Linked DNA regions of Homo sapiens: region 1 is linked to region 2. A link is a loop called in an ENCODE intact Hi-C map of the cell type or tissue named here. Cell type or tissue: transverse colon. All regions are shown on one strand. Each heading gives the region's core, and the rest is flanking DNA. Links, peaks and the distances in the headings are about the cores only. Region 1 overlaps LOC124902288 (a long non-coding RNA gene). Region 2 overlaps ABL1 (ABL proto-oncogene 1, non-receptor tyrosine kinase).

The links. A loop is a pair of places that touch in the nucleus more often than their neighbours do. Peaks named below come from ENCODE experiments on the same cell type or tissue, not always from the same donor. Only the 100,000 strongest peaks of a DNase experiment are listed, where the experiment ranks them.
Region 1: it touches region 2 in a loop (9-fold over the local background); 2 of 110 quality-filtered maps call a loop at or near these places.

The regions. Positions count from the first base shown.
Region 1 is chr9:130,799,278-130,815,747 of GRCh38, reverse strand. The region is part of intron 2 of LOC124902288 (a long non-coding RNA gene); the gene reads left to right. It also overlaps a transcript of ABL1 not described here. Among named protein-coding and RNA genes, the nearest start is that of ABL1, 28 kb to the left of the region's middle. In transverse colon, for the core only: no CTCF peak of the experiment used is centred there; no DNase peak of the experiment used is centred there; H3K27ac peaks cover 1,206 bases.
Region 2 is chr9:130,847,979-130,864,448 of GRCh38, reverse strand. ABL1 (ABL proto-oncogene 1, non-receptor tyrosine kinase) reads right to left here. Exons shown (of 11, transcript NM_005157.6): 2 at 10,212-10,385; 3 at 9,353-9,648; 4 at 1,414-1,686. Among named protein-coding and RNA genes, the nearest start is that of ABL1, 21 kb to the right of the region's middle. RefSeq lists enhancers at 961-1,461, 1,462-1,962, 3,024-3,871, 3,872-4,721, 16,379-16,470. In transverse colon, for the core only: no CTCF peak of the experiment used is centred there; a DNase peak (open chromatin) is centred at 5,928; H3K27ac peaks cover 3,446 bases.

The DNA.
Region 1 (16,470 bases), core at 6,011-11,010, 51 kb after region 2:
ACCCGGCCTCTGGTGTTTATTTAGAAGGAGCTGGGAAGGTACTGGAAGGTTTGCAGCTGAGGCGAGACAGAAATATGACATTTAAAATGATTAGCTCTGGCTGCTGTAGGGAGAAGAAACTAAGGAAATACCAGCAGAAGCAGGGACCCTGGCCAAGAGGCTAATGAAATCATCCAAGTGAGAGATGACAGGGGCTTGGACAAGCAGAGGTGACCTGGATAGACTCTGAAGTTACGGTTACCTGAAAGACTGGTACGGGGTTTGACAGAAAAAGAAGAGTCAAGGAAGATCCCAAAGTTATTGGCCCTGGGCAAGCAGAAACATGAAGCTGGGTTTAACTGAACAAAGGAAGAAGTGACTATATCAGATCTGGGGACAAGATATGAAGTTCAGTTTTTTATTTTTATTTCATTATTTTGAGAGTCTCACTCTGTCGCCCAGGCTGGAGTGCGGTGGCATGATCTCAGCTCACTGCAACCTCCGCCTCCCGGGTTCAAGCGATTCTCCTGCCTCAGCCTCCTGAGTAGCTGGGATTACAGGCGTGTGCTATCACGCCTGACTAATTTTTGTACTTTTAGTAGAGATGGGGTTTCACCATGTTGGCCAGGCTGGTTTGTAACTCCTGACCTCAGGTGATCCACCTGCCTCAGCCTCCCAAAGTGCTGGGATTACAGGCGTGAGCCACCATGCCCGGCCTGTCTGATTATTTTAATTAAGACTTTAAGTCAGACAGAGGAGCTTATTTTGGCTACTCTAGATCCTCTGTTGCACATGCATTTTAGAATCAGCTTTATTTTTACTAAATTTTATTTGTATTTTACTGATTTTTTTTATTTTACTAAACTTTATTTTTATTTTATTTTATTTTTTTGAGACAGAGTCTGGCTCTGTCACCCAGGCTGGAGTGCAGTGGTGCAATCTCGGCTCACTGCAAGCTCCGCCTCCCAGGTTCAAGCCATTCTCCTGCCTCAGCCTCCTGAGTAGCTGGGACTACAGGCGCCCGCCACCACGCCCGGAGAATTTTTTGTATTTTTAGTGGAGACGGGGTTTCACCGTGTTAGCAAGGATGGTCTCGGTCTCCTGACCTCGTGATCCGCCCACCTCGGCCTACCAAAGTGCTGGGATTACAGGCGTAAGCCACTGCGCCCGGCAGATGGTTACTTCTTGAGTGAACTTTGGTAGTTTGTGTCATTCAAGGAATCTGTTTCTTCTAGATTGCTGATCAATATTCAGTTATTACACTTTCAATATCTTTAGAATCTGTGTGATGTCATCTCTTTCACTGCTGATATTACAGTTATTGTCTTCCCTTTTTTCCCCTGATCAGTCTGGGTAGAGGTTTATGAGTTTCATTGCTCTCTCAAATAACTAGCTTTTGGTTTCATGATTTCTGTACTGGTTTTCTGTTTCATTGATTTCCAGACTGGCCTTTTCTTTTTCTTTCTTTCTTTCTTTTTTTTTTGAGACGGAGTCTCGTTCTGTCGCTAGGGTGGAGTGCAATGGCGCGATCTCGGTTCACTGCAACCTCCGACTCCCTGGTTAAAGCGATTCTCCTGCCTCAGCCTCCTGAGTAGCTGGGATTACACAGGCAAGCGCCACCACGCCCAGCTAATTTTTGTATGGTTAGTAGAGACGGGGTTTCACCATGTTGGCCGGGATGATCTCAATCTCCTGACCTTGTGATCTGCCCGCCTCAGCCTCCCAAAGTGCTGGGATTACAGGCATGGGCCTCCCTGCCTGGCCACACTGGCTTTTTCTTCTGCTTAATTGGGGTTTCACTAGTCTTCATTTTTTCTAATTTCTAAAAGTGGGACCCCAAGGTCATTGATTTGGGACCTTTGTTCTTTTCTGATACAGATGCTCAACTTAAAATTGGGTTACATCCTGAAAAACCCATCATAAAATTGAAAAATGTAAGTTGAGACGTCATAAGTCAGGGACCATCTGCACTATATAAATTTCCCTTTAGCTCCATCACACAAATTTTATGTGGCACTTTCACCTTCATTCAGTTCCAGATACTTACTTACTTCGCTGTTGATTTTCTTTGACCCATGATTTACTTAAAATTATGTTATTTTCCAAATATTTGAAAGATCTTCCAGATACCTTTCTGTTATTAATTCCTCATTTAATTCCTTGTGGCCAGAGATCATACTTTCTTTTTTTTTTTTTTTTTTTTTTTTGGAGATGGAGTCTCGCTCTCTCAGCCAGGCTGGAGTGCAGTGACACCATCTCGGCTCACTGCAACCTCATCCTCCCGGGTTCAAGTGATTCTCCTGCCTCAGCCTCCTGAGTAGCTGAGACTACAGGTGAGCGCCACCATGCCCAGCTGATTTTTTGTATTTTTAGTAGAGAAGGGGTTTCACCATGTTAGCCAGGATGGTCTTGATCTCCTGACCTCGTGATCCGCCCGCCTCAGCCTCCCAAAGTGCTGGGATTACAGGCGTGAGCCACCGCACCTGGCCAGAGATCATACTTTCTACAAATTGAATCAGCTTACATTCACTGAGGCTTTTGTTTGTTTGTTTTTTTCGAGACGGAGTCTCACTGTTGCCCAGCTGGAGTGCAGTAGTGCAATCTCGGCTCACTGCAACCTCTGCCTCCCGGGTTCAAGTGATTCTCCTGCCTCAGCCTCCTGAGTAGCTGGGATTACAGGTATCCACCACTACACACAGCTAATTTTTGGTATTTTTCGTAGAGACGGGGTTTCACCACGTTGGCCAGGCTTGTCTCGAACTCCTGACCTCAGGTGATCCGCCCGCCTTGGCCTCCCAAAGTGCTGGGATTACAGGCGTGAGCCAACCCGCCGGGTCTACTGAGGCTTTTAAAATGGCCCAGAAAATGATTTGTCTTGGAAACAGTTCCATATGCACTTGAAAAGAACGTGTATTCTGCTGTTTAGGGGTCGAATGTTCTACTGAACATCAATTAAGTCAAGTCAGTTGATTATATTGTCCAAATCTTCTATATCCTCACTGATTTTTGTCTACTTGTTCTATCAGTTTTTGTGAGAGAGTTGTTAAACCTTCAACTATAATTACAGATTTATTTCTCCTTGAAAAGTTTGTATTTTGAATCTCTGTTAATACATGCATAAACATTTAGAATTATGTCTTGATGAATGTATCTCTTTATTATTATGAAATAATTCTCCTTTATCCTTGGTGACATTCATTTTAAAATATAGTTTGTTTAATATGCCACTAAGGTTTTCTTTTCATTAATGTTAACATATTAACATCTTTTTCCACTCTTTTGCTTTTAACGTATTTGTATTTTTATATTCAAAGTGGGATAACTGTAGACAGCATATAAATATAAATAGGTCTTGCTTTTTTATCCAATCTCACAATGTCTGCTTTTAATGAGGATTTTTTTTTTTTAAGATGGAATCTCGCTGTCACCCAGGCTGGAGGAGTGCAGTGGTGTGATCAGAGCTCACTGTAGCCTCAAACTCCTGGGCTCAAGTGATCCTCCCACCGTAGCCTCCTGAGTGGAACTACACCACCACACCTGGCTAATTTTTTTTTTTTTTTTTTTTTTTGTAGAGATGGAGTCTCACTTGGCTTCCAAAGCTGGTCTCAAACTCCTGGCTTCAAGTGATCCTCCTAATCCACCTCCCAAAATGCTGGGATTACAGGCATGAGCCACTCTGCCTGGCCCTTAATGGTGAATTAATTATTGATATGAATTTTAACCTACCATCTTGCTCTTTGTTTCATATTTGTCCCATCTGCTCTGTTTGCTTTTCCTGTTTAGTTTTTTTTTCTGCCATCTTTTGGATTATTTAAAGATATTTATCCCAACTTTTTTTTTTTTTTTTTTTTTTTTTTGAGACGGAGTCTCACTCTGTCGCTCAGACTACAGTGCAGTAGCACTATCTCCGCTCACTGCAACCTCTGCCTCCTGGGTTCAAGTGATTCTCCTGCCTCAGCCTCCCGAGTAGCTGAGATTACGGGCAGGTGCCACCACCATGCCCGGCTAATTTTTGTATTTTTAGTAGAGACAAAGTTTCACCCTGTTGGTCAGGCTGGTCTCGAACTCCTGACCTCATGATCCACCCACCTCGGCCTCCCAAAGTGTTGGGATTATATCCCAACTTTTTATTGTTGTTGGCTCATTAGCTATAACTCTGCTACTATAGATTTTATCATATGCATCTTTAACTTATCACAGTCTACCTTCAATTGACATTATACAACTTCACATGTAGTGTAAAAAGCTTACAAGAGTATATTTGTTCTCCCACTCCCAGTCTTTGTGCTGCTATTGTCATAAACTTTACTTCTATGTAAGTTACAAATGCTACAATGTGTAATTACCTCTAAGACATATCTTTTAATGAGACTGAAACAAAAAGAAAAAATATCTTATGTATTTATCCACTTAGTTACCCTTTGCATTGTCTTCATTTATTTTTATAGCTCCAGTTTTCTTTTATTTGTTTGTTTATTTAGACAGAGGGTCTCACTCTGTCACCCAGGCTGGAATGCAGTGGTGCGATCATAGCTCACTGCAGCCTGGGACTCCTGGTGGCTCCAGTTTTCTACCAGTTATCATTCTCTTTCTGCTTTAATTACATCCTTTGATATTTCTTGTACTGCATATCTACTGGTAATAAATTCTTCCTTTTTTTTTTTAAAGTCTGAAAGAGACCTTATTTTGCCTTCATTTTTGAAAGGTATTTTCACTGAGAAAAGAATTCTAGGTAGACAACTGTTTTCTTTCTTTGCTTTAAATGTATTGTTCCACTGTTAACCTGGCTTACATTGTTTCCAATGAGAAATCTGGTGTCACCCTGATCTTAAGTATATAATGTATCTTTTTCTTTGGCCATTTTAAACCATGGTTTTAAGCAATTTGCTTAAGATGTGCCTTAGTATATAGTTTTTCTTCATGTTTCCTGTGCTTGGAGTTCCTTGAAATTCTTGGATCTGTGTGTTTACTGCTTTCATTACACTTGGAAATTTTTCAGCCATTTTTTTTTCTCTCTCTATATATATTTTTTGGTCCCTCATACCCTCCCTTCCTTCAGGGACTCCAATTCCACACACATTTGGCTACCTGATGTTGTCCCTCACTTTACTGATGTTGTGTTCATGTATTTTTTTCAGGGTTTCTTTTTTTTTTCTGCTTCATTTTGGATAGTTTCTATGGTTAAGTCTTCAAAATCACAAATCTTTACTTGTGCAATGTTTATTCTGACAGTCTTCAGTGTATTTTTCATCTCTGTATCTTTCTTTTTTGTGGAGACGGAATCTTGCTCTCTCGCCCAGGTTGGAGTGCAGTGGTACGATCTTGGCTTACTGCAACCTCTGCCTCCCAGGTTCAAGTGATTCTCCTGCCTCAGCCTCCCGTATAGTTGGGATTATAGGTGCACGCTACCACACCCAGCTAATTTTTGTATTTTTAGTAGAGGTGGGGTTTCACCATGTTGGCTAGGCTGGTCTTGAACTCCTGACCTCAGGTGATCCACCTACCTTGGCCTCCCAAAGTGCTGGCATTACAGGCGTGAGCCACCATGCCCAGCCATCATCTTTCATGTCTTTACTTAACATATTAAATCTTTTCTTTAGCTTACTGAACACATGGAATACAATTATAATGACTAATGTCTGTAATGTACTACTTATATAATCTGTCTCATTTCTGGTCAGTTATTGGTTGTATGTTACTACTTCTGCTCATACCTAGTAATTCTGGAATGGCTGGTAAACATTGTGCATTTTACCACACTCGGTCCTAGATGGTTTTGTATCCCTAAAAATATTCTTCAGCTTTTGTTTGGAAAAGGTTTGATCTTTTTGGTCTTGCTCTTAACCTTTGCTAAGCAAGACCAGAATAGCATTTATTCTAGGATTAATTTTTCCCAACTATTGAGGCAAGACTTTTGTGATGATTAACATTATGTGTCAACTTGACTGGGCCATACGTGCTCAGATCTTTGGTCAAACGTTAGTCTGGCAAAATGCGTAAAGCAGCTTGGCCTCCCTAATGTGGGTGAGCCCCATTCAATCTGTTAAAGGCCTGAATTGAACAAAAAATCTGACCCTTTCCTGAGTAAAAGAGAATTCTTCCAGCCTAACTGCCTTCGAACTGGGACATCAACTTTTTTCCTGCCTTTGGACTTGAACTGAAACATTGGCTCTGCCTGGGTCTTGAGCCTGTCAGCCTTTGGACTATAGCCACATCATTGGCTCTCCTAAGTCTCCATCTTGCTGACTCGCCCTGCAGATTTTTGGGACTTATCAGCCTCCATAATCACGTGGCAATTCCTTACAATAAATTTCTTCACACGTGCACACACACACACACACACACACACACTCTCTCTCTCTCTCTCTCTCTCTCTCTCTCTCTCTCAAGAACCTTCACTAATACAACTCTTCTTAGTACTCCAATCAATACCCCTGAATCATGAAATGTTCTACTCTGCTACTGGGAACAGGAACTATTTCTGGCCCTGTGTGAACTCCGTAAATGGTTCTCTCTAATCCTTTTGAGTGGCTCCTTCCCTGAACTAAGGGGTTTCCTCACATGGGTGCACTGATCAGTACTCAACCGAATACTCGAGTGGGCTCCCTGGGCATCTGCAGGCCAGTGTTCTCTTCTCTGTGCATCTCTTGCCTCTTTGTTTCTCTGCCTGTGAACTCTAGCTGCCCCAGCTGCCCTGGATTTTCATTTTACCTCTTCAATGAGGAGAGACTGCTGGGGCCTGCTGATGTTCCTTCTCCCCGCACCGCGGTCTGGAAACTTTCTCCGAGCATTAAATCAGAGCAATCATAGGGCTCTATTTCTCAGGTCTCAGGATTCGCTGTTCTTAATCACCTTAGACCTAATAACTTCAGAGTTTGACATATTTTCTCCAGTTTTACAGTTGTTTCAGGTGACAGGGTAAATCTGAGCCCCATTAGCTTAGCCAATCATGTGTGGACACAAATGTAAGAATTTTAAGAGTTCAGTTTTGACCTGTTAGATAAGTAGTTGAGTATACAAATCTGGGATTTATAAATGTGGGAGTCATCAGAGTATGGCTGGAGTTTAGAGCTACAAGACTAAACAGTCTCACCACAGAAGTGTTCAAGGTGAAACTGTCTTATTTTATGTAAAAGATGAATGCGAGGCAAGTCTGAAGGCCCTATCTATCTACCCACCTGCCTACCTACCTACCTGCCCACCCATCTTGAAATTGGGATAAAAAAGCTGGGTGCGATGGCTCATGCCTGTAATCCCAGCACTTTGGGAGGCCAAGGTGGGCGAATCACCTGAGGTCAGGAGTTCGAGACCAGCCTGGCCAACACGGTGAAACCCCATCTCTACTAAAAATACAAAAATTAGCCAGGCGTGGTGGTGCATGCCTGTAGTCCCAGTTACTCGGGAGGCTGAGGCAGAAGAATTGCTTGAACCTGGGAGGTGGAGGTTGCAGTGAGCCGAGATTGTGCCACTGCACTCCAGCCTGGGTGACAGAGCACGACTCCATTTCAAAAAAAAAAAAAAGAAGAAGAAGAAGAAGAAGAAGAAGAAGAAGAAAAGAAATTAGGATAAAGGTTGTCACAGCAATACCGGGTTAACATGCTTATTTGATTTAAAAAAATGAAGTCAAAATTTTACTGACAGAAAGTAAATCTATGTTTGACCAGTTAATCTGTTTTTTTTTTTTTGATCAGTTAATTTGATAAAGAGAACTGGCTTGCCAATTTATATAAATCTACATCTGCAAAAATTTTTTAAATTATAATTAAGGGAGGGCAGGCACAGTGGCTCACGCCTGTAATCCCAACACTTTGAAAAGCTGAGGTGGGGGGGATCACCTGAGGTCAGGAGTTCGAGACCAGCCTGACCAACATGGTGAAACCCCATCTCAACTAAAAATACAAAAATTAGCCGGGCATGGTGGCGGGTGCCTGTGATCCCAGCTACTCGGGAGGCTGAGGCAGGAGAATCTCTTGAACCCTAGAGGCAGTGACTGCGGTGAGCCGAGATCGCACCATTGCACTCCAGCCTGGGTGACAGAGTGAGACTCCATCTCAAAAAAAAAAAAAAAAAAAACTATATATATATATATATATATATATAAAATTAAGGAATGTATAAAATATAATGGAAAATACATCCTTTACAACTATTTAAACTTATAATAAAAATCTTAGATGTCAATTTAAATGTGCAAGGGGGTAAATACAGTTTTTAAAAATTCTATTAGAAGACCAGGCGTGGTAGCTTAAGCCTGTAATCCCAGCACTTTGGGAGGCCACGGCGGGCAGATCACTTGAAGTCAGGAGTTCAAGACCAGCCTGGCCAACACGGTGAAATCCCGTCTCTACTAAAAATACAAAAATTAGTCAAGCATGGTGGCATGCGCCAGCTACTCAAGAGGCTGAGGCATGAGAATCTCTTGAACCCAGGAGGTGGAGGCTGCAGTGAGCTGAGATTGTGGCACTGCACTCTAGCCTGGTCAACAGAGTGAGACTGCATGTCAAAACAACAAATTCTGTTACGGAGTACACAGGAAAGTTTGAAGACCACTGGATGATGGCCTACTCACACAATAGAATACCATGCAGGTATGAAATATAAAAGCAAACTTTTTTTTTTAAGATGGAGTCTCACTCTGTCGCCCCAGCTGGAGTGCTGTGGCAGGATCTCGGCTCACTGCAACCTCTGCCTCCCGGGTTCAAGCGATTCTCCTGCCTCAGCCTCTCGGGTAGCTGGGATTACAGGCGCCCGCCACTACGCCCAGCTAAGTTTTTGTATTTTTAGTAGAGATGGGGTTTCACCATGTTGGCCAGGCTAGTCTCGGACTCCTGACCTCCTGATTCGCCTGCCGCGGCCTCCCAAAGTGCTGGAATTACAGGCATGAGCCACTGTGCCCAGCCAAAAACAAATTTTTTAAAATAATGATGAAACTTTCTATAGACAAATAGGAAAATGTATCCAAGACATATTGTTATGTTAAAAAAATAAAGGTGTGTAGGTCCAGAATACTTTACACAGTATGCTAGCTTTTGTGTGTAAGAATGGGATTTAAAAGTATATACTTATATTTGTGTAAATTAAGACATATAACATTTTATGTCATAATTAATTTTTTTGAGACAGTCTTCACTTCACTTTGTTGTCCAGGCTGGTCTTGAACTTCTGGGGCTCAAGTGATCCTCCCACCTCTGCCTACCAAGTAGCTGGGACTACAGGCGTGCATCACTGCACCCTGCTTATGCTAATTTTTAAATGTGTGAATGCAATTTTTTTTAAAGTCCTCACAGGAAATAGAGCTGGCCTGGCTTACTAACAAGCTTAAATGCAATATGGAGTTCTCTGGGATACAAGCCTTATTGGTACAACTACCTACAGTAATTAAATCACCTTGGATTGACTCCAAGGCAGATTTATCTTACCATAAAGGCAACAGCTTTAGTCTTTTTGCCTCAAAAGAAGAGCCAGACTGTGAGCTCCTTGTGGGTTGAAATTATATCTGATCCATGTTTGTATATCTGTTAAGCAAATGGTATTATAGTGAGCTTCCACAGACCTACCTCCTAAGGATGGTGACAGATATCTACCATTGAAGAGTTTGCTGGGATTCTACCTGGTGGCATCTGGTCTTTGACCAGCTTCTGTAGACATGAGGTTTGCAGAAGCACCATTTTCACTAACTATTGTAACTCTCATGGGGTCTTCTTAATCTGGTCCTCTGGGCCAGACACCTGCTTTCTTCCTATTTTAAATCATTTGCATCTCTCTCTGACTGGTATAATTCCACCATTCTGAAACTGCAGTTGCCACGCTGAAAATGTTGTTATAAATAAGATTATTCATTTAAAACACACATTAACTTCAGAACAAAAAGGTTAAAAAAACCTCATGAGGAGATCCTCTGTCCTGCCTGTCTAAAAGACAGGTCAGTAACTTTGTTTAACTGAAGGGCTTCCCCCTTCATCCCCCTACTTAATAAGAGCTGGCTTTTAAAGGACATGGCTTAACAGAATTGTCAAGGTCCTGAGTTACTACTGAAACCAGCTGAACTGACTCTGGCTTCTGTGGTTTGAGTTGGCATGTCAAAATGAGTTTCCCTGCATCTAAGTCTTCTCCCCTCCTTAAACAGAGAAGGGAACTGGCCCTTCCTATCTCTCTGAAGCCAACTTCTGCTCACTTCTTTCTTCCTTCCCCTCCTACTTTTTCTCTTTTCTTGGGAAACTTTGGAGATCAATCAATCATAAACAATTGTTCTGTCATTATGAATATACCGAAGAAATATCTAGTACAAGTAAACAGTCAAGAAATTCCGTAAGAAAAAGAAAAACTTTCTAGGCCTGTGATTGTAGAAGGTTTATTCATATTAAAATGTGCCACTTTGAAAATGTTGTTATAGCTGGGTGCAGTGGCTCATGCCTGTTATCCCAGCACTTTGGGAGGCCGAGGTGGGTGAATCACGAGGTCAGGAGTTCGAGACCAGCCTGACCAATATTGTGAAACCCCGTCTCTACTAAAAACACAAAACAAATTAGATGGGAGTGGTGGCATGTGCCTGTAGTCCCAGCTACTCGGGAGGCTGAGGCAGGAGAATCACTTGAACCCAGGAGGCAGAGGTTGCAGTGAGCCAAGACTGTGCCACTGCACTCCAGCCTGGGTGACAGTGCGAGACTCTGTCTCAAACAAACAAACAAACAAAACAGAAAAGAAAATGTTGTTATAAACAAGATTATTCACTTAAAAGACATATTAACTTCAGAACAAAAAGGTTAAAAGAAAACCTTATGAGGAGATACTCTGTCTTGCCTGTCTAAAGACAAGTCAATAACTTTGTTTAACTGAGAGACCTCCCTCTTGGTCCCCCTACTTAATATGAGCTGGCTTTTGATAGATGACTCTTTGGGCTAGAAATAGAAGTTAATATTAGCTTAAAAACAAGTCTATGCATCCTTCTGATTTTATTATGATATAAAAACAATGTTAACACAACAATTAAATCAACCCAAGATTTGGGCTTAACTTCTCGTGATTTAAACCTTCTAAATTAACTACATTAGTTTTATAGGTCCAGTAGGATCTCGTTTGCACAAATTGTTTAAAATTTCAAAAATATAAAACTGTTTAATTGAAAGAAATTGTAATAAAAGACATCTTTTTAAAATGATTTAGTCTCATGAATTTTTTCTTTTCGAGACGGAGTTTGGCTCTTGTTGCCCAGGCTGGAGTGCAATGGCGCGATCCTGGCTCACTGCAACCTCCACCTCCCGGGTTCAAGCGATTCTCCTGCCTCAGCCTCCTAAGTAGCTGGGATTACAGGCATGCGCCACACGCCCACTAATTTTGTATTTTTAGTAGAGACGGGGTTTCTCCATGTTGGTCAGGCTTGTCTCGAACTCCTGACCTCAGGTGATCTGCCCACCTCGGCCTCCCAAAGTGCTGGGATTACAAGTGTGAGCCACTGGTGTGAGCTCACTGCCGAGATCCGCCTCCTGGGTTCACGCCGTTTTTCTGCCTCAGGCTCCCAGGTAGCTGGTACTACAGGCGCCCACCACCACGCCCTGCTAATTTTTTTGTATTTTTTTAGTAGAGACAGGGTTTCACCGTGTTAGCCAGGATTGTCTCGATCTCCTGATCTCGTGATCCACCCGCCTCAGCCTCCCAAAGTGCTGAGATTACAGGCGTGAGCAACTGTGTCCGGTCATTTTTTTTTTTTTCTTAAGAGGTCTCACTCAGTCTCTTGGGCTGAAGAACAGTGGCATGATCATAGCTCACTGCAGCTTCAAACTCCTGGGCTCAAACAGTTCTCCTGCCTCAGTCTCCTGGGTAGCTGGGACCACAGGTGTGTGCTTTGCCTCATTAATTCTTAAAACACTTCAAGTCATAAAGACTTTGATGTGTTGGCCTAAGTTTTAATTTCCAGGTGTTTAGTCAACTTTAAGATCTCTTTAGCTGATAATAAACTGAGTTAATAATCTTTGGAGACATGGACAATTTCTAATTAGGAAAAAGGTCCAAACACCAGCCTTATGTATTCCGTTTTCAATAAACCTTTTATTGAAAATTGTCAAATGGATGATATACAAAAAGTGAAATCAGAATTTGTTTCCTTTCTGTAAAATGGCCAAGTTATTCTACCTCCAGATAACAGATTCCTTTCCTTTTTATCCTCAAAATATTTTGTTAACTATCTGAATTTTCCAGCATATTCAGGAATCGTTTTAACAAAATGTTCAACTTTTTAAAGTTACATCTCTATAACCATTTTATTTATTGTTGTATGTTTCCAAATTATTGCCTTTAACAATTTTGTGTCTTAGGATATTATGATTTATGTCATGCACAGACATGACAGAAACATGCATAGAAAAAGTCAAAGCATTTTTGGCTGGGTGGCTCAGAAAAGAGAAGCCAGGAAACTATGAATAACAAAGAGAGCCGGCTGGGCGCAGTGGCTCTCGCTTGTAATCCCAGCACTTGGGGAGGCTGAGGCGGGTAGAGCATGAGTTCACGAGTTCGTGACCAGCCTGGCCAACATGGCAAAACCCCTTCTCTACTAAGAATACAAAAATTAGCCGGGCGTGGTGGTGCGGGCCTGTAATCCCAGCTACTCAGGAGGCTGAGGCAGGAGAATCGCTTGAACCCGGGAGGTAGGGGTTGCAGTGAGCTGAGATCGCGCCATTGCACTCCAGCCTGGGTGACAGAGGAAGACTTCTGTCTCTAAATAAATAAACAAATAAATAAATAGACTGAAGTAATCCTAGAAGGGAAAAAGGCAGGGGAAGATCTCCAATCCCCGTACAATCACATCCCTGACTGACCCTTGAGCCACTCATGCATGGGACAGACACAAAGCAGCTCAGCTACAGACTAAAGATCTCAGAGAGAAACACATTTGTGTTCAAACCCAGCCAAGAAAACCACCTGATAAAACCAAACAAGTATTAGAGAAAAGTAACAGAATCCAGAATATCCAGAATTTGACATTCATACAGTCCAGTAAACAATCCAGAACTACCCACCATACAAAGAAGCAAGACAGTGGGACAAATTAGTTCAACTGCCAGTCTAACCTGCAGATCAACAAAATGCTGGAATAGACAAAGATTTTAAGCAGCTATTATAATCATCTCAATGAAGCAGTATAAGGCATGTTTCCAATGAATGAAAATCTCAGCTAAGAAGTAGGAAATCTCAATGGGGGAAATAGGAACAACAAAAAATAATTAAATGGCAATTCTAGAACTGAAAAAAATTAACTTTTTGAAATAAAAAATTCACTGGATATACTCAGCTGAATGGACAAAGAAAAGGACAGTATGTGCATTTCAAAAAAGATGAGTAGAAATTAACCAAGATGAAGAAGAGAGATAAAAAATTGAAAAGGCTGGCATAGTGGCTGACACCTGTAATCCTAGCATTTTGGGAGACCAGGGCAGGTGGATTGCTTGAGCCCAGGAGTTCAAGACCAGCCTGGGCAACATGGCAAGACTCTGTTTCTAGTAAAAATCAAAAAATTAGCCAGGCGTGGTGGCACGTGCCTGTGGTCCCAGCTACTCAAAGAGGCTGAGGCAGGAGGATGGCTTAAACCCAGGAGGCCAAAGTTGCAGTGAGTCGTGATCACACCGCTGTACCATCCAGCCTGGGCAACAGAGAGAGACCATTTCAAAAAAAAAAAAAAAGACTGAAGGAAAAAAATGAACAGACTCAGAGACTTGCTACATAATGTCACGTGTTCCAGTGGGTAACTACAATACCAAAAGGAGAGGGACAGGGAGAATGGGGTAGAAAAAATTTAGAAGAAACAAGAGCCAAAAACTGCCCAAACTTAATGATACGCAGATACTTGAAGATGCAAGATGCTGAATGTACACCAAGAAGAAACAAAGCAGCTTGCACTTCATAGTCAAATACTCCAAAACCAAAGATAAAGAGCAAATCTTAAAAGCAGTGAGAGAGAAAGGGCAGGTATGGGAACAGGTATTAAACAGATGAGAACAAGGACCCAATGAAGGGCTGACTTCTCATCGGAACACATGAGCCAAAAGACAGTGAAACATCTATAAGGGGCAAAAACAAAACAAAAGCCAACAACAAAAAGACACAACCCAAAACTAAAACCAATACCAAAAAACTTGTCAACCTCTATACTCTCGGATTATAATTCTATACCCAGAGAAAATATCCTTTAAAAATGAAGGCAAAGGGAAGACATCTTCAGATGAAGGAGAAAACAAAGAAAATCCATTGTCAGCTGGGCTTGGTGGCTCACGCCTGTCATCCCAGCACTTTGGGAGGCTGAAGCAGGCAGATCACGAGGTCAAGAGATCGAGACCATCCTGGCCAACATGGTGAAACCCCGTCTCTACTAAAAACACAGAAATTAACTGGGCGTGGTGGCACGCACCTGTAGTCCCAGCTGCTCGGGAGGCTGAGGCAGGAGACTCGCTTGAACCCAGGAGGTGGAGGTTGCAGTGAGCCAAGTGTGCCACTGCACTCCAGCCTGCATGATTGAGCAAGATCCTATCTCAAAAAAAGAAAGGAAAAAGGGCCGGGCACTGTGGCTCAGGCCTATAATCCCAGCACTTTGGGAGGCTGAGGTAGGTGGGTCACTGAGGCCAGGCATTCAAGACCAGCCTGGTCAACAGGGTGAAACCCCGTCTCTACTAAAAATACAAAAATTAGCTGGGTGTGGTGGCGGGCCCCTGTAATCCCAGCTACTTGGGAGGCTGACGCTGAGAATTGCTTGAACCCAGCAGGCAGAGGTTGCAGTGAGCCGAGATCGTGCCTCTGCACTCCAGCCTGGGCGACACAGAGAGACTGTCTCAAAAAAAAGAAAAAAAAAAAAAGGAAAGAAAAAGGAAAAGAAAGTGAAATAGAAAAGAAGGTAGGGAAAATCATATGCTCACACAATGGTGAATACACAAATGTTCATAGCAGCTGTACTATAATAGCCTCAAGTTGGAAGCAATCTAATGTTATCCACTAGTAAAATGGATAAATTGTGAGATATTCATATAATGCAATATTACTCACCAAGAAAAAGAGGAAATGTAAATACATACAACAGGAGTAAATCTCAAAAAAATGATGCTAAGAGTAAAAGAAATCAAATACAAAAGTCTATGATTTTTATATAACTTTTATATGGTTCCATTCATAGGAATTTCTTGAAAAGACAAAACTACAGACACAGAAAGTGGATAAGTGTTTGTCTGGGGCCAGAGGCTGAGGGAAGGAATCCACTGGAAAAAGGCACAGGAAAACTTTTAATGTTGAGAGAACTGTTTTTTGGTTTTGGGTTCTTTTTTTTTTTCAATAGGTTTTTGGGGAACACATGGTGTTTGGTTACATGAATAAGTTCTGTAGTGGTGGTTTCTGAGATTTTGGTGTATCCATCACCAAAGCAGCGTAGAGAACTGTTTTATAATCTTGGCTGTGTTTGAGGTTACATGATTGACACACAGTAATTCACCAAAATGTATACTTAAAAATGGGTGGATATTATATGTAAATAATACCTTAATTTTTTTAAAAGTACTTTAAAAAATAATCACCCAGCCCACATCCTAAAATTCAATAAGTATCTATAAAAATACATTTTATAGTTGGGTGCGGTGGCTCACGTCTGTAATCCCAGCACTTTGGAAGGCTGAGGCGTGTGGATCACGAGGTCAGGAGTTCGAGACCAGCCTGACCAAGATGGTGAAACCCCGTCTCTCCTAAAAAATACAAAAATTAGCCAGGCCTGGTGACAGGTGCCTGTAGTCCTAGCTACTTGGAAGGCTGAGGCAGGAGAATCACTTGAACTGGGGAGGCAGAGGTTGCAGTGAGCCGAGATTGCGCCACTGCACTCTAGCCTTGGCGACAGAGCAAGACTCCATCTCTAAAGAAAAAAAAAAAAGTATAAATATCCCAAAATTTATAAATAAGTATCCTCTCTTGACTAACACACTCTGTCAAGGTAGCGTCCATTATTACACAAAGCTTTTTTTGATTGACAGAGTTCCCTGGAAGTCTCCGAGGAGTTACTATTGGCAAATTTCAATTATATGGTACTTATAAAATAAGTTACACACTTTATCATCATGATATTAATAATGGTCAACACTTCACTTACTGTGTACTTACAATGCCTCAAGCACTTTCTATGCAATATTCCATTGAAATCCCATCAAACCTTTTAAGGAAGTGCCATTATCTAATCCGTATTTTTTTGCAAGATGAAATTGAGGCCATAGGATAAAGTTATTTGCCCAGGGTCACAGCTAACACATGATAGAACCTAGATTAGCACCTAGACTAGGGTATGTCTACCCCTTAGAAGTACATGAAGACTTTCCATGGGTTATTGGACATGGATTACTTTAAAGGAGTAAACTGTCAAACCTCTACCTGCTCTTTGCTCTTTCCTAGTGTCAATCTGCCTGAAACGATGCACCTGTAACCCATCAATAATTCTTTCCCATGGCCCTTTCGTGGTCACACTTCATGCATTTT
Region 2 (16,470 bases), core at 3,949-8,948:
ACACAGCGAAACCCCATCTCTACTAAAAATACAAAAATTAGCTGGGTGTGGTGGCGGGTGCCTGTAATCCCAGCTACTCGTGAGGCTGAGGAAGGAGAATCGCCAATTTGGGGAGGCGGAGGTTGCAGTGAGCTGAGATCATGCCACTGCACTCCAGCCTAGGCAACAGAGTAAGACTCCGTCTCAAAAAAAGAAAAGAAAAAGTCCTATCTGAGAAATATCCAGGGTCCTTAAGGTAACCCCAAACCATGCCCCCACCCCAGTGCCAGTCCTGCCTCAAAGACAGGCACGTGCTGAATAAGAGCATCAGGAAGCCACCTTTGGTTTCTAGGACTAAAGAATGTGATCTTTTCTCTAAAGCAGCCACTTCATACCAGTCAGAAATCATACTTCCCATTTCACTATGCCTTTGGGTGAAGGCATCAGGTCAGTCAAGGAGTCCCTAAAAGGCAGGCATGTGGCTGCACCAGTCTCAATGTGTGCACCTGACTTCTGAGACACATGCACAAACTAAACTCTATTTTTCCCAGAGGTGGATGTTTCAGTTCTTTTCTAACAGCTCTAAAAAGGGGCTGCCTCTCTTGATTTCTGTGCACAGGTCAAGGTAATCAAAGTTCATTTAAAACAAGTGGAAATAATGTAAGTCAACACTAGGGGACACCCTCGCCACAGGGAAAAGCCTGGATCACATTTTGAAGAATGCAAAGGGCTGAAAATGAAAACTTCCTTCCCTTGGCGTCCTAAGGGTTTCAAAGAACTTCAAAAGAAGAAAAAAACCTGCCTGGAAACTACAAACACTATTCATTAGTGGAGAGGGTAAAGTCCCAGTTAACAAGAAAGACCAGACTGTATCTGAGTTGGTCAAAAGCGAGTTTCCTGGATGCCTTTCTAGCGGGGACACTTCCACCTCTGCCTGCAGGAGTCTGGGCAGCTGCAGAATTGGAACCCACTGGGGATGCCCAGGGCACCTGCCTTCCAAATCAGCCAACAAAAATCCACAGAAGAGTCAAATGCATTTTGGTTAAATCTTCTTTCAAAACTCAGAGATCTTTTTTTCCTCCTTAACTCTCGGTAGGAAGTGATCTCCATGCCGCACGAACAGCATGGAAATCCACGGCTTTAAAAGAACCTTGCCATAAAATGAGAAAACCTCTCCAAATGACTAATCTTTTTACACCAAAACCCCTCCATGCTTGTCAGCTCTCACCATATGTGGAAACACACTCGGACTATGAGAATGATTCCACTCCTACAAAGACACAGGAATGATATAAGACGGAAAAGTCAATTCCGTGGCGCCAATGAAGCCCTCGGACAGCAGGCAGGAGGTAGACTTCCAGGCAGATGCATCGCCTAATGCCAGCAGACGCCTTGCCCCACGTACCCTGGGCACCCCCGGCAGTCCCAGCCTACCTTCAAGGTCTTCACGGCCACCGTCAGGCTGTATTTCTTCCACACGCCCTCGTACACCTCCCCGTACTGGCCCCCGCCCAGCTTGTGCTTCATGGTGATGTCCGTGCGTTCCATCTCCCACTTGTCGTAGTTGGGGGACACACCATAGACAGTGGGCTTGTTGCGCTTTGGGGCTGGATAATGGAGCGTGGTGATGAGCCCGTCGGCCACCGTTGAATGATGATGAACCAACTCGGCCAGGGTGTTGAAGCGGCTCTCGGAGGAGACGTAGAGCTGAAGGAAACAGGGAACAGCCTTCAGCCCACAGAGACAGGCAAGCTCAAAGAGCTCACGTGAGCCAGTTTGGCTGAGCCTTAATTCACTACACAGCAAAATCTCACATAAGGAGCTCTCCACACAGGACAGAGTGTTTAGAAGATCACTTCTGCTGTCTTTCTCTACGTGTGCTCTAAGTTACTCGCTCAAGCAAAAAGACACAATAAAAGGCCTCAGGGCCTCTGTACCTGCTGCTGCTCCCTCTGCCTGAAATCTCCCACTCCCTCATCTTCCGTGCCCAGTTCTCGCTTCCCGTTCCAAGGCCAGTTTTAAGGTCCGTGAAGTCTTCCCCAACCACCCAATCTAAAGTCATCACACGGCACGGGTCATCCTACCACCTGTCTTACTTCTCAGCAATGGACCCACTACTAGCTCATAATTTCCTGTTTATCTGCTTAATTACTGTCTGTCTCCACCTAAGAGCATGCAAGCTTCATGAAAGCAGAACCCTAAGCTGTCTTCATTCCAATGTTGAGAACAGGAAATCAACATGTAATAAGTACTCAATAAATAACTGTTGATTAAATTAACACATGGTAGAACTTGGTGGGTAGTTGCTGGTAGGAAAAGCGAAGAATTCATTTAATTTATAATTTAAAGGGGATAAACCTAGAATGAAATAGTGACCAGAAGATGAAAACCACTAAACACATCCAACACGAGGAAGCAAAAGGAAGGATTTACGACACAAGAGCATTCGGTCCCCGTGTGAGAGCTACAGCAGGTGAGGACCTAGGGTCAAACCCTGCATGTAGAGTTTGCATCTGGACACAACAGAGCTGGAGAGGAAGGAGAAGGAGCAGGCTGGCAGAAAGCAACAATGCAGTGGGTGCCAGCTACCTGTTTTCTTCTCTTTTCATTGGTGTGGCAAGGGAATACTTCCTTACCAAAAACAATTCCACATGAAAAATCCACATAAAACATCTGGACTCCAGGCACATAACTGAATCTACTGGCTTGCTCAGGGTAGCCAACCATCACTGAAGGTGGAAAGAAGACTTAAAATCATGACTAGGCATTCAGAAGACTTGCCCAAACTGCAAAGATGTGGGAAGAAGGAGCAGATTTGGGACAGTGGTGATGCTTGGGACGAGAGGGAGAAAAGGGAACAGGATCAGGCTTCAGCTATAACTGTAATATCTTATTACTTAAAAAAAAAGAAAAGGGAAGAAAAAGCCTGAAATACACACAGCAAGGCCAAGGCCTTTGGCTGTGGGTTATGTCAGGCACCATTACTATACGTCTGTAATAGTAAATAAGAAAAATGTTTTTAAAAGAAGGTAGCAAAGAAATATACAAGTTAGTCCCATTGACAACTCTCAAGAAGGTAAAAAGGATTCGTCAACAGGAAGGTTTCTCTTTCTTTTGTTTTGCTTGGGGAGATAACACAAGTGAATTCCTAAAACAGGCAAGCCAAAGGCACACATTTTGGGGTTACAATCTTTTGGTAACAATATCACTAAAATAAAATTCTGAGAAACGCAAAACTTGTCTAGAAAGATTGCTTCACTCTGGGGAACTTGCTCAAGGTGTAAGGACTGTGGCCTGGGGACACTGGCTTATCCCTCTGCAAGACAGGACCGCTGAATGGCAAGACTTATCAGGATGTGGCGGCCCTGCTTTTATTCTTGAGAGCACGGAAGAGAAGCCTCTGAGTGAACTGCTCTAGGGACACACACCATGAGTCACGCTCAGACCCACGAACGTGCACACAGGAATGTGTCGGGGAGCGGAAGTCGGCACCGCTGAGGGCTGCCGTTAGCTTCATAACCACACGGTGACGTCCACGCACTCTCTTCACTGCTGGTCACCAACACAAGTGCTGCACACAAAGAAAACGGAGCGGGACCTGGGGTCAGCTCCCAATCCCCGACCCTCTGGAAAAGACTGTCAGCTGTCCGATTACTTCACTGCCGGTGGCAAGTGCTCCAACCCCTGTTCTCACGTTAGCTCAGCTGATGATGTGCTCCCTACCAAGGACTCTAGAGAAGTGAGAAAAGCCATTCCAAGAAGACATTCCTGCAATCAGAGCACCACTCCCATCTTGGAAATCACTGGCACAGTACAGAGTCAAAGAGCCCGTGTGGCCTGCTGGGCTCCAGGGCAGGGCACCTGGGAGCAAGTCTCATTATCCCTCTCTCCCGTCGGAGCAGGAAGCACATGGGCCTCAAAGGAGCGTTCCCCAACTGGCGGATCGGGTTCCTTCACTCCAAAGTGGAATGCTAAGGGCTCCCCTAAGTCCTAGTTTACGCAGAATTTCTTCTTGGGCTCATTTGATTCCCCCATTGGCTACTGTGTTAGAGACTTCAGTTACAGGAGGTTTCACTGAATGGCCCAACTTTATCCTTTTCAATAATTAAATTTATAGACCTTGTTGTGACTTAGTTCATTTTTCAACATAAAACTTACATACTGACACTTACTAAATACTAAAACCATTCTCCCCCAAAGGCACCGCATATTTGGTTCACAGCCATCTTCCCCGTGTCCCACTAACAGTCAAGGCTGGTGCTTCCTTCTGATTAGTTCCAGGTTTTGAGCAGCACTTGTTGGGGAACTGTGTAATCATCAGGAATTCATGGCATGTTCAGGGAAGAAAGTAGTGTCATGAATGGCATGTCATTACGCTATGCACCTGGTTCCATGAACACTCAGGTGCTCAGTCAGGGCTGCTGCCTCTCCCTAATCATGCATGAACCTGAAGGATGGGACTTGTCAAAGAAACGCTTAGAAACAGCATTTTGCCAGGAGCAGTGGCTCACGCCTGTAATCCCAGCACTTTGGGAGGCCAAGGAGGGCAGATCACGAGGTCAGGCGTTCGAAACCAGCCTGGCCAACATGGTGAAACCCCATCTCTACTAAAAATACAAAAATTAGCCGGGCATGCTGGTGGGCACCTGTAGTCTCAGCTACTTGAGAGGCTGATGCAGGAGAATCGCTCGAACCTGGGAGGCGCAGGTTGCAATGAGCCGAGATTGTGCCACTGTACTCCAGCCTGGGTGACAGCCTGTCTCAAAAAAAAAAAAAAAAAAAAAAAAAAAAAGGAAAGAAAGAAAAGAAACAGCGTTTCTTTTGACAGCCACACTGACAGGCCTAACGGAGCTTAGACTTGTGCAACCTTTGGCTGCTTTGGGCCCGGGAGTCCCACCTCAGACATACTGTTTACAGGTTGCTCAGCCAGGAAGCAAGTTCCCCCGAGAGCTGCTCACACACCAGCAGGAAGGCAAGCCTCGCAGTACACAAGAACGGTCCAAAGCCCCTCCACCAGAGCAGGTTAGCCATGTGCTCGGCTTTTCACCAGGAGGCCTACGCCTGCTGAGCCACTGTCAGGGCGGGTAAACCTTAAACATCTAAGAGGCTGTGTAAATGGTCCCTTCCTGCAACTCTGCTGAAGCTTAGGGCCTTGGATCTGTCACTTCAGCAGACGATGAAAATAAATGTCAACTGGGCAAATTTCTTTCAAGAAAAGGAAAGACTCTATTAAGGACTAGAAGGAATCGAGGAACGTGACAGGGGCATCTCATAGAAGTCAATGAGGTGTGGACACATTCAGAACTAAGAACTTTAGGCAGAAGGTGGTGAAGAAAAATCAATCTTCAATTCCGCTATGTCAACAGAGGGTTACAACTTTGGGAAAGGATCAGAACAATGACAGTCAAATCCCCGGGTACCCAGAGATGTTTGAGCCTGTCAAGGCTCCTAGGAAATGGCAACGGCTCGGTTTAGTATTGGCCCCTTCAAGAGTCCAGCTCATAACTCCCAGTCCCCAGCTCTGGGCCCCGAGCTGATGGTCCTCGGCTGATGACCCACAAGGGCTGCTGAAAAGCTCAGAACACGAGGAGAGACACAAATAAGAGCCAAGAGCGGGGAGGCAGAAAGAAATCCTTTGGGGCCTTACAGAAGAATCTTCTAAATTCAGTTGTTTTCTAAAGATGAGCTAATTTAAAAATAAGAACCAAACTTATTCAACCCCAGCCTATTCCTCCTATCGGTCTTAAAATTTCCCCTTAGAAATCCAAAAAGGATTGCATCGAAGTTCTGCTATGTGAGCAGCATTTTTCAGCGGCGAGCCACACGGTCACACGCATAGCTGTGGGAGCTCCCTCTAACGATGTTCACTCATTCCAGTGATACGATCCCACCCAATACACCCCCTCGAGTGCGGCCCTCACAGGAAGGAACCTCCGCAGACGGTCTGCTGGATGACGCTGTGGGCTCAGAAGTCCCCAGGTGCCCAAACGGCTGATGGGAGAGTCTGTGCCAGACGGGGAGGGAGGAGGCAAGACGCCAAGGGAAGTGTGATGTGTTGCCCAATGGTGGACACTGCCTGGTCACATAAGCTCCCTGTGCTCTACCTGGAATGAAACAAACCCACCTGGCACATACTAGCTTTTAGACAGAGGCATCTTAGGCAGATTCTCCCTCTTTGGATGAATCTCAAATTCTGCAAATCACATATCCCATACGCAGGCCTTTCCTTGCCCATTTGAACAGTATTTTAGATCAACCCCTAGCTAATGAGCTGTCACACTAGATCATGCCTGCCTGCATCTGTTCCAAGGTTGCTGATTAAACAGCTCTAGGGAAAAGAAACCATTATCCTGTTCGGTGCAAACCTCAAGTGACTATCTCGGTGCAGCATGACTTGCCTTGGATAAATAGCACACATGGGAAGCAAGCTGTCTGCTCCAGAAAATCACCCCCCATGGGCGGTGCACCCTGGTGTTCTGATTCACTAGAAAGGTACCCTTGTGGTCTGAAGGCTCTTTCAAAGGGCCCAATGTCCTGAAGTACGTCCCTCAGAATGGAAGAACGCAGCTCCACCTCTGGGATAAGAACAATAACCCAAAAAGCAAGCTGACAGGCCCACGTCTAGTCACACAGGGATAACAGGCTCTTTTGTCCGTCACGCACACTGCAGTGTTGGTACTAAAGAATTCTGCAGTGGTGGAAAGCATCAGATATGGGCAATAGGATTTCAGCCAGAAGACTTTGGGATGTGAAGAAAAATAAGAACATTAAAAAGGAAGTATATGTATGTTCATATGGTACAAGTGAATGTGTGAAGACAGCCAAAAAAAAAAAAAGTTAAAAAGGTAAGTGGGGACTAGCCTATCAGATACCACAACATGGTATGAAGCCATAGCAATTACAAGTTTGGTACTGGCATACGGATAGACAGACCAATGGAAGAGAACAGAGAGGTCAACAGGCCTAGATACACATATACACTTGGTATATTTCTAACATGTAGGAAAAAGATGAATTTACTAAATGGCATAAAGATGACCCAAAATATGCCACATGGATATTCAACATAATGAGATGCCATTCTTTACCAGTCAGAGTGACAAAGGTGTTTTTACATGTCTAATAATAAACTGTTGGTGTGGGTTAAGGGGAAACAAGCCCTTTCATGGATTGTTTGTGGGAGAACAAATTTGTACAATTTCTATAGAGGGTGACCTGGTGATGCACATAACCTTCAGTCAGTTCTGGCAACTTATCTGCACACACTTACACCCACATAAAGAAGCACGTGCAACGCATTTTCAAACCAGGCCATGGGCCACTAGTCAGTCTATGAAATAAATTTAGTGGATTACAACCAGAATTTTTAAAAAATGAAATAGAACAGAATGAAATACAAACTATCAGAGTGCGTTACATACAGTAAGGGTAGGTAAGACTTCATGAAACTTTTGTTATATTGTGAGGGCTGGGTGGTGGTGTAAAATGAGTTTTTCTTACAGCAGAACCAGATTTTTGAAAAGGTTTGAAAGCCACCTCATATCAGCATTATTTACAATAACTAAAGATTGGAAACAACCTAAAAGTCAACCAGCAGGGGACTACTGAAATAAGTGACAGTCCATCCACGGTACACAGTCACTGGTAAGAATGAGGCAGCTCTAAACCTGTTGCCATAAAACAATCTCGAAGGTGTATTATCACACGGGAGAAGCATGATGCATTCGCGTGCATGTATCATTTGCGTGCCTTTTTGAATATAAACATCCACATAAACATCTATATACCATCCATCTGTGTCCAGGTAACTCTAGAAGGAACTAGTACCAGTGCTTGCCTCTGGGCAGGAAAAGTGAATTAGGAGACGATTACTTTTTACTGTAATTCATTTTGTTCTTTTGATTTTTTTTAACCATATGCATGCATTACATACTATTTAAAAAATATAGGCTGGGCACAGTGGCTCGTGCCTGTAATCCCAGCATTTTGGGAGGCCGAGGAGGGCAGATTGCTTGAGCTCAATAGTTTGAGACTAGCCTGGGCGACATGGCGAGACCCTGTCTCTACTGGAAATACAAAAACGGCCAGGCGTGGTGGCTCACGCCTGTAATCCCAGCACTTTGGGATGCTGAGGCAGGTGGATCACCTGAGGTCAGGAGTTTGAGACCAGCCTGACCAACATGGTGAAACCCTGTCTCTACTAAAAATACAAAATTAGCTGGGTGTGGTGGTGCATGCCTGTAATCCCAGCTACCTGGAAGGCTGAGGCAGGAGAAATGCTTGAACCCGGGAGGTGGAGGTTGCAGTAAGCCGAGAACGCACCATTGCACTCCAGCTTGGGCAATGAGAGCGAAAATGCCATCTCAAAACAAATAAACAAACAAAAAACAGCTGGGCATGGTGGTGTGCGCCTGTGGTCCCAACTACTCGGAAGGCTAAGGTGGGAGGATCACTTGAGCATGGGAAGCAGAGGTTGCAGTGAGCCAAGATCGCACCACTGTACTCCAGCCTGGGTGACAGGGCAAGACTCCATCTCAAAAACAAACAAACAAACAAACATACACCATCGGGACCACCTATCAACACTGTACCTCAACTACAGCCTGGTGCAGTAGAATAAACTGTGGGATCCAAGCCTATTCCATCAGTGACTCACTAGGTTGACATCGGGCAAGATCTCTTTATGCCTCCCTTTCTTTAATGCAAAGATGCAGGTATTATAGCAATACCTCAGTCAATGTTAACTCCTCCCTTCTCTTTATGGACTCTTAAGGATTATTTATATGAAGACCACAAAATCATATAGGCCACCTCCCTTACAACACCACACTTTGGGTTTGGTAAGCTGTGGGTTTGATCCCGGTTTTCACTGAAAACTGCATGCGTGTATGCACGTATGTCCACACACCTCTCCATGAATGTGTTCATCCGCAGGAAGAAGCCCACGTGCCAGGCGTCTGTGGGGGAGGGGATAGTAAAGTGGTCTTTCGCTCTAAGAAAGGTTATCTATTATTTGAATTTTTCTCGTTGGGGATGATTTCTATCATTATAAAATATTTTTTTTAAAGGAAGAATCTTATTGTAAAAAATGTGTCCAAAACCCAACAGATATTCCTCCTATTTTAAGTAACTTGCTAACAACAAAACTCTAGCAAGACAATAAGAGAATCATACCAGTCCCAGGAACTTGTAATATCACAGAACGGATCCTCAATAAAGGGTCTTCATAAGGCTAATGGAATGACTCCCACCTGAAAGATTCTTTAAACATCTTCTTGGTTGAGCTTTCTTGCAATAATTTATCAATCCGACAGCAGGACCTCTGGTTCCCCTGCCCTGGGCCCATCAGCGCCCCCTGCCAAGGGTCCCCTACCTTGCCATCAGAAGCAGTGTTGATCCTGTAATGGTACACCCTCCCTTCGTATCTCAGCGAGATGGACCTCTGGCCAGGACTGCTCTCACTCTCACGCACCAAGAAGCTGCCATTGATCCCGCTGCTCAGCAGATACTCAGCGGCATTGCGGGACACAGGCCCATGGTACCAGGAGTGTTTCTCCAGACTGTTGACTGGCGTGATGTAGTTGCTTGGGACCCAGCCTTGGCCATTTTTGGTTTGGGCTTCACACCATTCCCCATTGTGATTATAGCCTAAGACCCGGAGCTTTTCACCTGAGAAGAAAGGAACCAAATCAGACATATCAGCTTTGGAAACCAGCTTCGTTCTTTTTCATTGATTCTTGTGTAACTACTAAAAATCTCCAAATTCCTAAATACCAATTTCATTTTAACAAGTCCACATAAAGATATGCATTTATAAGTGTATGAGAATTCACGTTTACATTTGAAGCTTCCTGTTTGTACTGAACAGATAGGTAAGTGTATAGCCTCAGTTTTTATAAATCAATTATGTTTATTCAAGTGCTCTGTTCCTAATATAAGACATTTTAGGGAAATAATGCTTTTTCTTAGGGGAAAAATTGCGTTCAGTATTTTGTCCAGCTGTCCTTTTCAGTATAAAAAATAGGGCAAGTTCTGTTTTTGCCCAGGGCTATTGTACAAGAACTCCTCTAAGGAGAGTCGACTCCCTTAGAAACATGCAGTTGTTGTTTTGGATATCCCTGCAGTCCAGATTTCAAAGCTGCTCCTTTAACGAGCAAAGGGTGGTAGGTCAAACCGCAATTCCCAGATTTCTATCTCCTGCAACCACCACTAGCTGCCCACAACCCTTTTACCTTTAGTTATGCTTAGAGTGTTATCTCCACTGGCCACAAAATCATACAGTGCAACGAAAAGGTTGGGGTCATTTTCACTGGGTCCAGCGAGAAGGTTTTCCTTGGAGTTCCAACGAGCGGCTTCACTCAGACCCTGAGGCTCAAAGTCAGATGCTACTGGCCGCTGAAGGGCTTCTGGAAGAGAAAGGGGGGAACAGAAAAAAGAAAAAGGAAGAGAAAATTGGGAGAAAAAATTAGTTTTATTCTCAGAAGCAAAAATATTTGTGTTTCCAACATTACACATTCCTATTTCATTTCTTAACATCTGTACATACTATTATCATTAAGGTGGTTTTTAAAAAACTCTTCCTTTACTAAATCTTGTGGAAATTAAGTATTTTCACTCCAAGGTGGTAATTATTGTTCCCCAATAGTTTGAGCTTCTAAAATTCATGGATTCAATATGACTTTAGTCAAATTAAAACAGTCTATCCACATATGCATTTGCCTTTGCTTAAAATATGCAATGAAAATTTCTTGCTTTAGCCGGGCATGGTGGCTCACGCCCGTAATCCCAGCACTTTGGGAGGCCAAGGTGGGTGGATCACCTGAGTTCAGGAGTTTGAGACCAACTTGACCAACATGGTGAAACCCTGTCTCCATTAGACATACAAAAATTAGCCGGGCATGGTGACGCACACCTGTAGTCCCAGCTACTCAGGAGGCTGAGGCAGGAGAATCGCTTGAACCCAGGAGGTGGAGGTCTCAGTGAGCAGAGATTGCGCCACTGCACTCCAGCCTGGGTAACGAGAAACTCCGTGTCAAAAAAAAAAGCCGGGGGTGGATCATGAGGTCAGGAGTTCAAGACCAACCTGACCAACACAGTGAAATCCTGTCTTTACTACAAATACAAAAATCAGCCGGGCATGGTGGCAGGTGCCTGTAGTCCCAGCTACTTGGGAGGCTGAGGCAGGAGAATTGCTTGAACCTGGGAGGCGGAGGTTGCAGTGAGCCAAGATCGTGCCACTGTACTCCAGCCTGGGTGACAGAGTGAGACTCCATCTCAAAAAAAAAAAAAAAAAAAAAAAGAAAAGTCAAATCGTACAGAAGGGCTTAAAATGAAAGACAAATACTTTCTATCCCAGTCCTCTCCGCTCCCAGAGGCAGAGCTGTTTTTTTGGTGATCACCCCCACCTCTCTAAGTACCAGCTAGATCACTGGAGTCCTATTCTCCGTAACAGACGCACACCTTCACTGCCTGTTCTTCCAACTAGGACAGCGTCTCTGAGGACTTACTTCACAAGACAAGGCTATTAACACACCCCACCCGTCCTTCCAGCTTTCTTGCCCCCACGACCACCCTCAAATATGTTCTTCTGTAAATTTTTTTTTTTAACCTTGTGGCAATTATTATTACAGAATAGAAAAAACTGTTACTAAACTTCCATGTTTTGTCTGAAACAGATTCTAAAAGTTGGAAATCAATCAACAGCTCTTAAATTAGAAAATGTGTGAATATTATTCATTACAGGGTCAAATAGGTTATTTGTTCCTGAAGTTTCTTCTTGCCTTTTTTTTTTGAACAGGGCTCAAACGCTCCAGAATTTCTTTGTGATAAAGACAACGTGTAGACGAGTTCTTGCAAACCAGCAAATCAAATAACCTCAAGTAGATCTTACAGTTGAAGAACATTGTGGAGTGAAATCCAAAATACTCATTTAAGGAACTACAATTTAAAAATCACTAACTGGGCCAGGCACAGTAGCTCATGCCTGTAACCCTAGAACATTGGGAGGCTGAGGCAGGCAGATTGCCTGAGCCTGAGCTCAGGAGTTCAAAACCAACCTGGGCAACACGGTGAAACCCCGTCACTACTAAAATAGAAAAAACTAGCCGGGCATGGTGGCGGGCGCCTGTAGTTCCAGCTACTAGTCCCAGCTACTCAGGAGGCTGAGGTAGGAGAATCGCTTGAGTCTGGGAGGCGGAGGTTGCAGTGAGCTGAGATCTCGTCTCTGCACTCTAGCCTGGCAGACAGAGTGAGACTCCATCTCAAAAAATAAATAAATAATAAAAATAAAAATCACTAACTGAAGTAAACCTTTAGGAACTGTTTCTCTGAAAGAGTAATCCCAAATCATGTCATTATGATGTTTAGTAATTTTTATTATCTTAAAAAGAGAGGCCCGGCGTGGAGGCTCACCCCTGTAATCCCAGCATTTTGGGAGGCTGAGGTGGGCAGATCACCTGAGGTCAGGAGTTCGAGACCAGCCTGGCCAACATGGCAAAACCCCATCTCTACTAAAAACACAAAAATTAGCCAGGCAAAAATATGAAAATTAGTGGCGGGTACCTGTAATCCCAGCTACTCAGGAGACTGAGGCCGGAGAATTGCCTGAACCCGGGAGGTGAGGCTGCAGTGAGCCGAGATTGTGCCACTGTACTCCAGCCTGGGAAATGGAGTAAGACTCCATCTCAAAAAAAAAAAAAAAAAAGAAAAAGAGAGGAAAATTCTAATTTGAAAAGAACTGAAGGATCTACCAGATGCTTGAGCCAAACAAATGGTAACAAAATTGTTTTAGTTTTCCTTCTCTATGGATTTAGAGGATCCTCACGCATTCTTTCCTGGGTAATAATACCATCTCAGGGGTGGGACTGATTCTGAATTATCTTTAAAAAAAAAATTATCTTTTAAAAAAAGAAAAAGAACCCACCTGATCAAACTTCCGGAAACATGACCGAGAACTTTCAGAAATGAATGTGCTCTAAAACATCTCTTTGGGATAAACCAACAGAACATAAACCATGAAGAGCTTCAAGTCTCGCTTCTGTACTACTAACTGAAGTCAACCTTCAGGAACTGTTTCTCTGAAAGGGTAAGTCCTAAATTACATTATTACAATATTTGGTAATTTTTCTGAATGGCGGGGGGCAAAGATAATTTCAAGGAACAGGATCTTGCAATACTGACATCTCCTAGAGTGTAGAAGAAGCTTAGTCATATGTTTGGCCCCCTTTCTCGACTATTTACATTGGCTCTAAAAGTACACCTAGCGCCATCACTATTAGGGATTATCAATTTTATTAAAATATGTGATCCCCGAGGTCAGGAGATCGAGACCATCCTGACTAACACGGTGAAGCCCCGTCTCTACTAAAAATACAAAAAAATTAGCTGGGCGTGGTGGCGGGCACCTGTAGTCCCAGCTACTCGGGAGGCTGAGGCAGGAGAATGGCGTGAACCCGGGAGGCGGAGCTTGCAGGGAGCCGAGATCACGCCACTATACTCCAGCCTGGGTGACAGAGCGAGACTCTCTCAAAAAAACAAACAAACAAACAAACAAACAAAAACAAACAAAAAACAACAACGTGATCCCCACCCCCATTTAGTGTACATTGGTTTGGTAGTCTTGACTGTAGGGCCAAAGACTGTCCTTTGAAATGTAGGTATGTGGGGCTGGGTGCGGTGGCTCATGCCTGTTATCCCAGCACTTTGGGAGGCCGAGGCAGGCAGATCACCTGAGGTCAGGAGTTTAAGACCATGCTGGCCAACATAGCGAAACCCCGTCTCTACTAAAAATATAAAAATTAGTTGGGCGTGGTGGTGCACACCTGTAGCCCCAACTACTCAGGATGCTGAGGCACGAGAATCGCTTGAACACAGGAGGCAGAGGTTGTAGTAAGCTGAGATCATGCCACTGCACTCCAGCCTGGGCAACAGAGTGAGACTCCATTTCAAAAAATAAGTAAACAAAACGAAATGTGGACATGTGATTAGAGCTTGATGTTTTCTTCTGTAAGTCCTCCCTATAATGAATATATCATCTCACTTCCAGCTTCAATTTCCTACAGATGGAGGGAGAACTTAGAGCCATTCACTACGCATTCCCACTGTCAAAGCTTTCTAGATTTCTGTAATTCATTCCAATCATTTACTGTTGTCTTACACCTAATTCTGTAGTAATTTGTTAAATTTATCTTCCTTTACTGAGTCTTTCTAAAGCATTCATCTTAATTTTCCTAGAAACAATTCTCTTTTCACACTTGCATTTCATTGGTTTCATATCAACCAAGTAATTACAACAACAGCTATATCTGAAAGAACCAGGCTTGGAAACAAACATGACTGGCTCTTGTGGACAGGAACATATGCAGCAGCAGACAGTGGTAGTGTGGCTACCCCATCCCATGTGCCATGGGGCACAGGGACTATGGAGGCATGTTTTATAAGGAAGTGAAGAGTGCCGGTCAATTTAGCAAGTCAGTCAAGTGGAAGCCAGTTACGAGCTTCCACTGTCATTATATTAGAAAAACTGTGAGGCAGAGCATTCTTGACACACAAGGACTTTACATACCAACAAGAAAAAGAAAAATCCCTCCACTATGGAAAAAATGGGGCAAAGCCACGAATAAACAATTCACAAAAAATTTACATTATCATTAAAGGCCAGGTGCGGTGGCTCACACCTGTAATCCCACCACTTCGGGAGGCCAAGGCGGGCAATCACTTGAGGTCAGGAGTTTGAGACTAACCTGGCCAATATGGTGAAACCCCGTCTCTACTAAAAATACACAAATTAGCCGGGCATGGTGGCGCATGCCTGTAATCCAAGCTGCTAAGGAGTTGAGGCAGGAGAATCACCTGAACCTGGGAGGCAGAGGTTGCAGTGAGCCAAGGTCGCGGCACTGCACTCTGCCTGGGCAACAGAGTGAGACATCGTCTCAAAAAAAAACAAAAAAAATTACCATTAAACATGGAAAGTGTGTGAACGCTTGATAATAATCACTGAAATGCAAATTCCTTGCCAAATCTGCAGATACATCTTTTTGACGCTGACAGCCAGTGTGGGTAAGATTTCAGAGAAACGGGCACTCTCATACAATGCTAGTAGTAGGTGTATAAATTGAGGGCAACTGGAATATGAACCAGAAGTCTATAAAGAATTTAATATCTGATTTACCTCTAGGAATTTATCCTAAGTGATCAACACAATTATTTCTATACACTAATTTTAAACAACAGCACAGAAAAGGGCAAGTACAAAATATCTATCAACACAGGATAAGTTAGTTTATGCTGCATGCATAAAATAGGATATATTTTAAAAGCCACTCAAAATATTTTTGGAAAAAATATTTAAGTTTGAGAATATACTCGCAATAATATATTAAGTGTTTATATTACATTCCAGTATATAGGCATGGTCCCAACTATGAAAAAATAGAAGACGAGGAGGAATTTCACCAAACTGTGAACAGTAGTTAACTCAGGGTGGTGGGATTTTAAGTGCTTTAAATTTACTTTTCTTTTTTTTTTTTCTCGAGACGGAGTCTCGTTCTTGACACTCAGGCTGGAGTGCAATGGCGTGATCTCTGCTCACTGCAACCTTCACCTTCCGGGTTCAAGCAATTCTCCTGCCTCAGCCTCCTGAGTAGCTGGGATTACAGGTGCCCGCCACCACACTCGGCTACTTTTTTTGTATTTTTAGTAGAGATGGGGTTTCACCATGTTGGCCAGGCTGGTTTCGAACTCCTGACCTCAGGTGATAAGCCTGCCTCAGCCTCCCAAAGTGCTGGGATTATCGGCGTGAGCCACCGTGTCTGGCCTTACATTTTCTTTATACTTCTCTATATTATGGTATATTTCTCACAAAAAATGTGGATTGTTGTTATTACTAGAAAACAATGACAAACATAAAAAAGCTTTAATAGAAGCCAATTGAAATTTTTTTTTTTTTTTTTTTGAGTTGGAGTCTCACTCCATCGCCCAGGCTGAAGTGCAGTGGTGCGATCTAGGCTCACTGCAACCTCCAGCTCCCAGGTTCACGTGATTCTCCTGCCTCAGCCTCCTGAGTAGCTGGGATTACAGATGTGAGCCACTGCGCCTGGCTAAGTTTTTTTTTTTTTTTTTTTTTTCATTTTCAGTAGAGACGGGGTTTTGCCATGTTGGCCAGGCTGGTCTTGAACTCCTGGTCTCAAGTGATCTACTCACCTCAGCCTCCCAAAGTGCTGGGATTACAGGCAGGAGCCACCGCGCCTGGCCCTAAACTTACATAATTGATAATTTAACATGAAAAAGCATGCTGGGGAGGGAGGCTTCCTTCAGGCTGTCCTGAAAAGGCACTTGAGTGCCTCCCTCTGGTGCGTCAACCTCGTGGCCATGAGCATACAACTTTGGCAGACCAGGCCCACACAGGAAATTAAACCAAAGTCATGAATACAGAAATGCTTTTCTTCTCAAATGCCATTTGACCTCTTCTATCAAACATTCTGCCGCATCTGG